3 separate regions of the Mus musculus genome follow, and regions 2 and 3 are each linked to region 1. Evidence: chromatin loops called from intact Hi-C (ENCODE). Cell type or tissue: heart. All regions are shown on one strand.

Region 1 (2,500 bases):
GGTATCATTTAAAACTACATAGCTGTATCTCCATCTCTTCCTGTATGCAGAAGCTGGAGTGCTGTTGGGCCAATTCAAACAAAAGTGTTCCCAAGAACAGGGAGGCTCTGTGCACAGCCCGTCTTGTCTCCCCTGGGAACATCCCTGTGCCAGTACCAGGTGTTCTGTGCCGTGGGATTTTGTACAGTCAGCCCTCTTTAATCCAGTTACAGGATGGCTTTGGCTCTCATCAGTTTTATAAGTGCAGTAGAGATCCAGGGTAGGGAGGATGGTGTCCAAAGCTAAAACAAGTGACCATCCATACAAGGGATACTAGTTCCACCAACTGATACCGCCTCTCTGCTAAAGGGGCAAGTTCTTTAGTCATGATTATTAATAGCCCTTTAGAACATTCTGGAGCTATCAGAAGAGTGGGCACACTTTCACTGGGGCCCAAAACATCATTTCTCCCTTTCTGAATAGGAGCAGAACCCAGCACTGAAGGAGCCAGTTTATTCTTCTCAGAGCTGAATCCTGGGGAGCCCGTTCCACAGGATTCCTACCACATTACTGGACGTGGCAACTGATATTCAGGAAGCAGAAGGGAATGTGGGCCCCAGCCTGGCCTTCCTTCCTTGCTCTCCGCGGATGGTTAGCCTCAGTCCCACATCAAGTTCCTAGTAAATGTCTGGAAGTGTTCTAAGCATCTCTCATCGATGCACCAGTCTGAGTCCTTACCAGCGCTATGCAAACTCTCCGTTGTTCTCAGAGAGAGCCGCGGGCACTTTTCTGGCCCGTTGTCATTATTGTGGTTCCTCTGCTTGCCTTTAGTATCCCTCATCAACACAAATAAATGTAATAGCATGTTAAATTAAAATAAACCACATATTCCCAAAATGCAAACAGATTTGTGTCCCAGACTGAGCTGTGAGTCAGGGCTTCCCAAGTGCTGCTAAAGCATGAGTCTGGTTTCTAAAGGCTATACCCCTGACTCCCTCTGTGTGTGTCTCCTTTGGTTGTATCTTTCCTGTTCCATGTTTCCTTTTTCAGACGCATGCTGACAAATGCTTTTGCAAAGGCTGATTGCTCACAGATTTCAAATGCTTACACGCAGTGTGACAGTCAGATCTCCATGCTGAATAAATAGGTAAACCTGACTCTACCTCCTTTATCTATTACTCTCCTGTGTCAAGGCCCCCTGGCCCTTTTCGCTTGGAAGAAACTCCTTTCTCATTTTGGTTACATTCCTGGAAAGGAACGGTAGGTGGCAGTAACATTTCAATTCAAAGGGTGTTTAGGGGCCTCCAGAAACTGACTAGGAAGAGTTTTCAGGCTGGAAAAGCAAATTGTACAAGCTAATGATGAAATTGCTTTTAAAAAGGATTAATAGATGTAAATGCAAGAATCTATTTTTTAAAAATGACAGTATATTTCGAACACAGCTTTCACACGGGTCATCCGTGGCTGTACTTGCGTGGAGAATTTTGAAGATGGAGTGGTAATTGAGTGGATAGATACTCACCTCAAATGAAGAGCTCACCCGTGTTTGTGATGTGCATTTTGGGACTGTCACCTCATCGACGATGCCCATCTCTGCGCTCCTCCCCCACTCTCTGCCCTTTCCCTGTGTTGGGAGTGAATGTTACCTTTGAGGCCCTCTGGCTGTCCCTGAAGGGGACATGAATAGAGTGTGTTTGTCTCTCTCCTCTCAATGCTACTTTGTGTGGCTGCTGTAGCTTTCATCCTTGCTCTCTCTCTCTCTGTCTCTTTCTCGCCTGAGCTCTTTGACATCTGTGCTTTGTTCATTGTCTTAGAGAAATGAGCATAACGAGAAGGAACAAAAGCAAACAAAGGCGGGTTTGTGTAGCTGATGGAGAGTCTCAAGCAAAGGACTTTTGGTCCTCTTGTCCTTAATTATAGATGCTCTGGGGCCCCAGTAACGGTAACAAAGTTGTACCTTGGACCTATTGGCTGGCTCAGTGTTTCTCAACAAGTCCTCCATGAGACTTCATGGAATGGAGTCCTCTAGGGATAGACACACAGACCTTTGGTGGAAGTTTAAGTGAGAAAAGCCCTTGCCTAGAAATAAGAATCTACAGTTCACTTTCAAAGTGCATTAAGGCACACCTGGGTTTCCTTGATGTAAGTGGAAATCTGTGCCCATCAGCAGGCACTGGGAGCTGCTAAGTCTGCAGCAGCAGCCTTTAACAGTGGAACAGTGGGAACCCAAAGATGGCATTTCTTTAGTAGTAAACAGGACCCTGAAAATGTGCCTGGAAGGAGTGTCCCATGAGAAATTGTTTTCCATTTGAGACCCCTTAGGTGTCTCATAGCCAAGCAGAATACTCCAGGCCCAGATATTTCCAAAAATTCACCATAGCAACAGAGTGTACCTATGTGGTGTGCTTCATTGCAAAAAGATTGTGTTTTACCAAAGAGTGAGAGGTAAAGATGAGGGGAGCCTAGGAAGATCTCAGGACTGTGACCAGGAAAAGAAAGAAAGGAACGAGGGGAGGGGAGG
Region 2 (2,500 bases), 900 kb after region 1:
TTATCATCAGATTTAAAAGGGCAGAAAACTATTACCCATACACACAACCCCAGTCCATACCTGATCCTCTGTTTCTCAACTAAATCAAGATGAGGTTGCTTAATCAACATCAGCCGACCAACACGATCATATAACTTCTCAACTGTAAATTCCCCACTTATAAAGCCTAGCAATGAAGAAGCATGCATCTCTAAGGTGTTCTTAAAAGTAAGATCCAATCCAATAGAAGATGAATTGATTTGGTATAACCATAGTATTTATTAATGCCGAGTCAACTGTATCTGTACGATGCATCTCATCAGGGTTCTCTAATCAGGACACTGAGGGGCTTTGTGAACCAGGGTCACCCAAATATTTCTCAGGTTGATGAGCAAGGTGGAATGGTGTATAAAAATGAGACCTGGTTCTAGGCCTGGTTTGTGTCTTAGATTACTAGCTGTGTACTTAATAAAAAGTCAGTTCCTGGTCTCAGACTTCATTTTATTATCAATAAAATGAAGACTGTGCACGCTAAAATCATTTCCAAGTTTGATGTTCTGTGCCTTGGACAATTTCCCTGAACTGTTATTTCATGCTTTAATTTTCATCAACTCTAGCAAGGGAGGTTCCTAGACCTCCAGTATGTTAGGTCAACAGAGATAATGAGGTTGGGAAATAGAGCTACCATTGCCTCTCTCCTTGCTGCTCCAACCAATATTAGATACAAGGAAATGCTTCAGTAGTCAGACAGCATATTCTAAGGGTGTCAAGATTTACAACACATTTCTCAGGAAAGAAATGCTTTGCTAAGAAGGGAAAAGTGAAACTTTTATTCTGCACACCTGGGATTAAGCATGTCTTTCACGCACTCTGTTACTATGGTTTGGAACAAAGCATGGGCAAAACAAACAACATCTGATAGAATCCCATTACCTACTGTACTAGATCACAGCTTGCAACTTAAGAGCTCTGCCCTCTAGTGGACAAGCTTTTCAGCTGCAAGTTTCTTTTACTAGGTCAGAGAGTCCCATTCAGCATTGCTTGCATTTGTGGCCTGGTCTGAATCTTATCTGATACTGTATCAAAGGCACAAGACTTGAGAATAGAGTCCCAACACTGAGAATTACATGAGGAGCACTGTGGTACTTGGTGAGTTTAGGAATGAGTCCTGATTCCTCTCTGTTAGGCACTATGCTAAGTGGTTAAATAAATGCAATTTACATCACACAACCTTCATACCAGGAAAACTGTATTGTACCTATCCATTTTGGTTCCTGAAACCTGCTAGTCCATTGGACACTGAAACCAACAATAGCAAGAAAGCATGTAAGTGAATGGATAAAAAGAAATAATTCCATGACATTTCTCTGCTTGTCGATCACTTTTCACACTTGTCCAGTGCACTCTCAGAGCTTCTAAGTAAACACTCTTAGGTGAAATTTTAATATCTAACTTCAGACTCATTGCTAACAAACTGAAGTACTAAAAATGGGTCTTTAAAATCCCTAGACTCAAGAATGCACACACACACGAGAGAGAGAGAGAGAGAGAGAGAGAGAGAGAGAGAGAGAGAAACAAAAAAGTCAGATAACTAAATAAGAAAATAAAGCTAGTTCTAAAAATATCTTGTAAATATAGAAATATAGATGTAAGTAGGTTAACCATAGAAGTAGGTACAAGAGTGTCATTTTAAAATTAGTCAAACTTAGGATGGCACCCCTTACCAACAATTCTTTCTAGATGCTATTTCTCCTTGGTAAAAATGAATTACTATACAATTTTTTGAGGGGCCACATAAGAGTGATTTGCTATCCATTTTACTTCCTGTTCATTGTCCTGTATTATGTTATTGCCATAGATGCTTATGCCCTTCCTCATTTAAAGCATAATTTTTTTACTCCTCTCAAACCCTAAGACACACACAAGCCTAACTGCATACATACAGCAGCCAGCTGTTTAAGAAAGCCTTGCTCCATACAATGTGTGTGTGTTCCTCTCTTCAGCACAACCTTGAACCCATTTTTGAAATTAGAAGTCTACTCAGGGTTTCCAAAAGAAGACAAATTTGTCTTAGAGACTTAGTAAATGACTAGATCATCCTCTCCAGTGATACTGTGTACTCATGAGGAAATGCCACATGCAAGAGTAGTGAGAACACAGGGTGAGGAGCAAACACCAGAAGCCAGAGTGACAATTGGGGAGAGAGGCTAATTAGAAGGCTGGGACAAAGTTCAGAAGCATGGTTTATTCTTTGAAGACTCACATTTTATTTATCTATCTATCTATCTATCTATCTATCTATCTATCTATCTATCTATGTATCTATCTATCTATCTATCTATCTATCTATCTATCTACCTACCTACATATCCATTCATCCATCTATCTACTTATGTGTGGGAGAGTGAATGTGTGCTCAAACACACACACATACACACACACACACACCCCAACACACAAACATGGGCCCCAGAAGAAAATTGTGGCAGTCAGTTCTCTCCTTCCACCATGTGGGCTCTGA
Region 3 (2,500 bases), 210 kb after region 1:
AGTGCCTAGCAAATACAGAAGTGGATGCTTACAGTCATCTATTGGATGGAACACAGGACCCCCAATGGAGGAGCTATAGAAAGTACCCAAGGACATGAAGGAGTCTGCAACCCTATAGATGGAACAACAATATGCACTAACCAGTACCCCCAGAGCTGGTGTCTCTAGCTGCATATGTAGCAGAAGATGGCCTAGTCGGCCATCATTGAGAAGAGAGACCCCTTGATCTTGCAAACTTTATATTCCCCAGTACAGGGGAAACACCAGGGCCAAGAAGTGGGAGTGGGTGGGTAGGGGAGCAGGGCTGGGGGAGGGTATAGGGGACTTTCGGGACAGCATTTGAAATGTAAATAAAGAAAATATCTAATAAAAAATAAAAAGTACAAAATATCAATCTATCATATTATTTTTAAATCAACCCAGCTGAAGTAGGGGAACCATACATCATTTAATCACCTGTTAGTCTGATGGTCAGCCAAAATAGCTCAGCTCTTCTTTAGCACTGCTCAGGGTCCATCCGTGTCACAGTCACACCAAAGTCTCAACCACTTCCCTAGCATTCAGTTCCAAAGAAGGCTTGATTAACAACCAGCCTGCTAAAGCTGAGTATCTGAGGAAATGTTGTATTGAAATACCGAAGCCTCAGTGCTTAATAAACGCCATCCAGTCTTCTTCCACAAAGCTCAGTACGATAGAACTCTTATATGAACCAGGAAAGCACGTTATATGCAAGTTCAAAATTTCTGTTAAATACTGTTAAGAAATAACCAGTGAAATCATATTGAATAATATATATTAACTTAATATAATAGAAACATTTCATACACATCAAAGCATAAATCTTTTTTTTTTTTTTTACATTATCTTTTGGTGTTGGAGTTTTGAAATCTCACCTGGTGTACACTTGACATAGAGAGCATGCTGGAACTGGCGCTGGATACTCAGAGTCCGTGTTGACTCCTTTATTGGAAAAATGATGCTCTTAAGGGGGTACATTATTAAGATTAGAGGACAAGAAGCAGAATAAGATATTATTTATTATTTAAGTACTTGTAAATTTTTATCTACGAGAGAGAGAGAGAGACAGAGACAGAGAGAGAGAGACAGAGACATAGAGAGAGACAGAGAGAGAGAGAGAGACAGAGAGAGAGAGAGAGAGAGAATTGGGGTATTCTGCTGCTCAGTGCAGGCACCTGGCAACTCACTGGTTGTGTCTATATCACAGCCACAGGTGCTGGCTGGAGTTCGGAAGCTCAGCTGTTACTAGGGGCTTTAACAGATTGACAGCTGCTTTTGAGACCCAAGCTTGAAACTGAGGCTAATAAAGTCCTAGCACAGAACTTGAAGTCTGGTTTGTGGAGACAAGGCCACCATCCTGTGGAATCTCAAGGAACTGCAGTGAAGCAGTCCCCTTGTGTGATTAAGATGTGGAGGGCAGAGTCCTCAATGCATCCACCCTGGGAGAAAGCTGTGGAACATGTGATCAACCTACCTAAGCAGTGTGCAACAAACCTGGAAAAGATCCAGGGAAGGGTCAGAGAAGGGTGATTCCGAGTAAAAGGCAGACTGAAGTTACGAAAATGTGTATGATTAGAATCAACGAGATCATAAAATGTAAGATGAGGACTTGTCCATATCGAGATTTGCTAAAACTAAGGTTGAAGTCTCAAGTATGATATCCAAATCCACGGTTTTTTACCAGGAAATACCTTTAAACCTTTTCACATATTTAGCTTTTAAATAAGCTAAGTGGTGTACGATGCTGTGTTAATGTTTTTGAATAGTCATGCCAGTAAGGCCAATTATCAGGAAGTTTGGAAGTGACAAATTGTCTTCAAAATGCCAAATTGTTTTGGCAATATTAAGAATCTCTGCCTGTTTCTATGGAAATCCCACACTTATCTACCCTCTGGCACCCAAACACTGTTATGTTGTTTACAACATAATGACAGCGTTCCAAAATATTAGAAATGCACAATGTTGGTGCTTGGAATTGTGAAGCTAATAAAATGGTAAGAATATGTGTGCCGAGAAGAACATTCAATATTCAAAATTACGTCTTCAAGGCTTTTTTATTTTAGAAAAAAGAGAAAATTCCCCAAGTACACTGCTATGGTGTCAGATGGATGACATCAAAGATGAGTTATTAACCATGTTTTAGATCCTGTAGCCAAGTTAATGTGGTTATTGGTTGTGGGCAATATAGATTTATCGATTAATGATACATAAAAATATATTGCCCTTAAAAATATAGGGCTGAAATGTTAGGTGTAATGGCTTCTACATGCCATCTAGACAAAGGCTCCTCTTACTTCATGGTTAGTGATAGACTGAAAAATAGTCTGAATTGTTCTGAGTGTTATCAAGCAACCACTCTAGAGTTAAGTTGCTCTTTCTGTATGTTGGGTATTTCTAACACAATATTGTTGATTCTATTCTTCTTGCCCTTGTTATATTTTAATCAATGATATGACTAAGTACTTAGAAAACATAGTTACTG

Evidence for each region. A loop is a pair of places that touch in the nucleus more often than their neighbours do. Peaks named below come from ENCODE experiments on the same cell type or tissue, not always from the same donor. Only the 100,000 strongest peaks of a DNase experiment are listed, where the experiment ranks them.
Region 2: it touches region 1 in a loop (19-fold over the local background); 3 of 42 quality-filtered maps call a loop at or near these places.
Region 3: a loop joins it to region 1, with 8 times the contacts of the local background. A loop is called at or near these places in 19 of 42 quality-filtered maps.

What each region holds. Positions count from the first base shown.
Region 1 is chr6:36,902,757-36,905,256 of GRCm38, reverse strand. All of the region lies in intron 28 of Dgki (diacylglycerol kinase, iota), which reads left to right. It overlaps Gm52857 (a long non-coding RNA gene), which reads right to left and starts at 1,724. Exons shown (of 3, transcript XR_003956276.1): 1 at 1,502-1,724. In heart, a CTCF peak has its summit at 1,240 (motif pointing right); no DNase peak of the experiment used is centred here; H3K27ac peaks cover 910 bases.
Region 2 is chr6:36,003,345-36,005,844 of GRCm38, reverse strand. No RefSeq gene overlaps it. Among named protein-coding and RNA genes, the nearest start is that of Gm38790, 4.9 kb to the right of the region's middle. In heart, a CTCF peak has its summit at 953 (motif pointing left); no DNase peak of the experiment used is centred here.
Region 3 is chr6:36,690,537-36,693,036 of GRCm38, reverse strand. No RefSeq gene overlaps it. Among named protein-coding and RNA genes, the nearest start is that of Ptn, 120 kb to the left of the region's middle. In heart, a CTCF peak has its summit at 1,385; no DNase peak of the experiment used is centred here.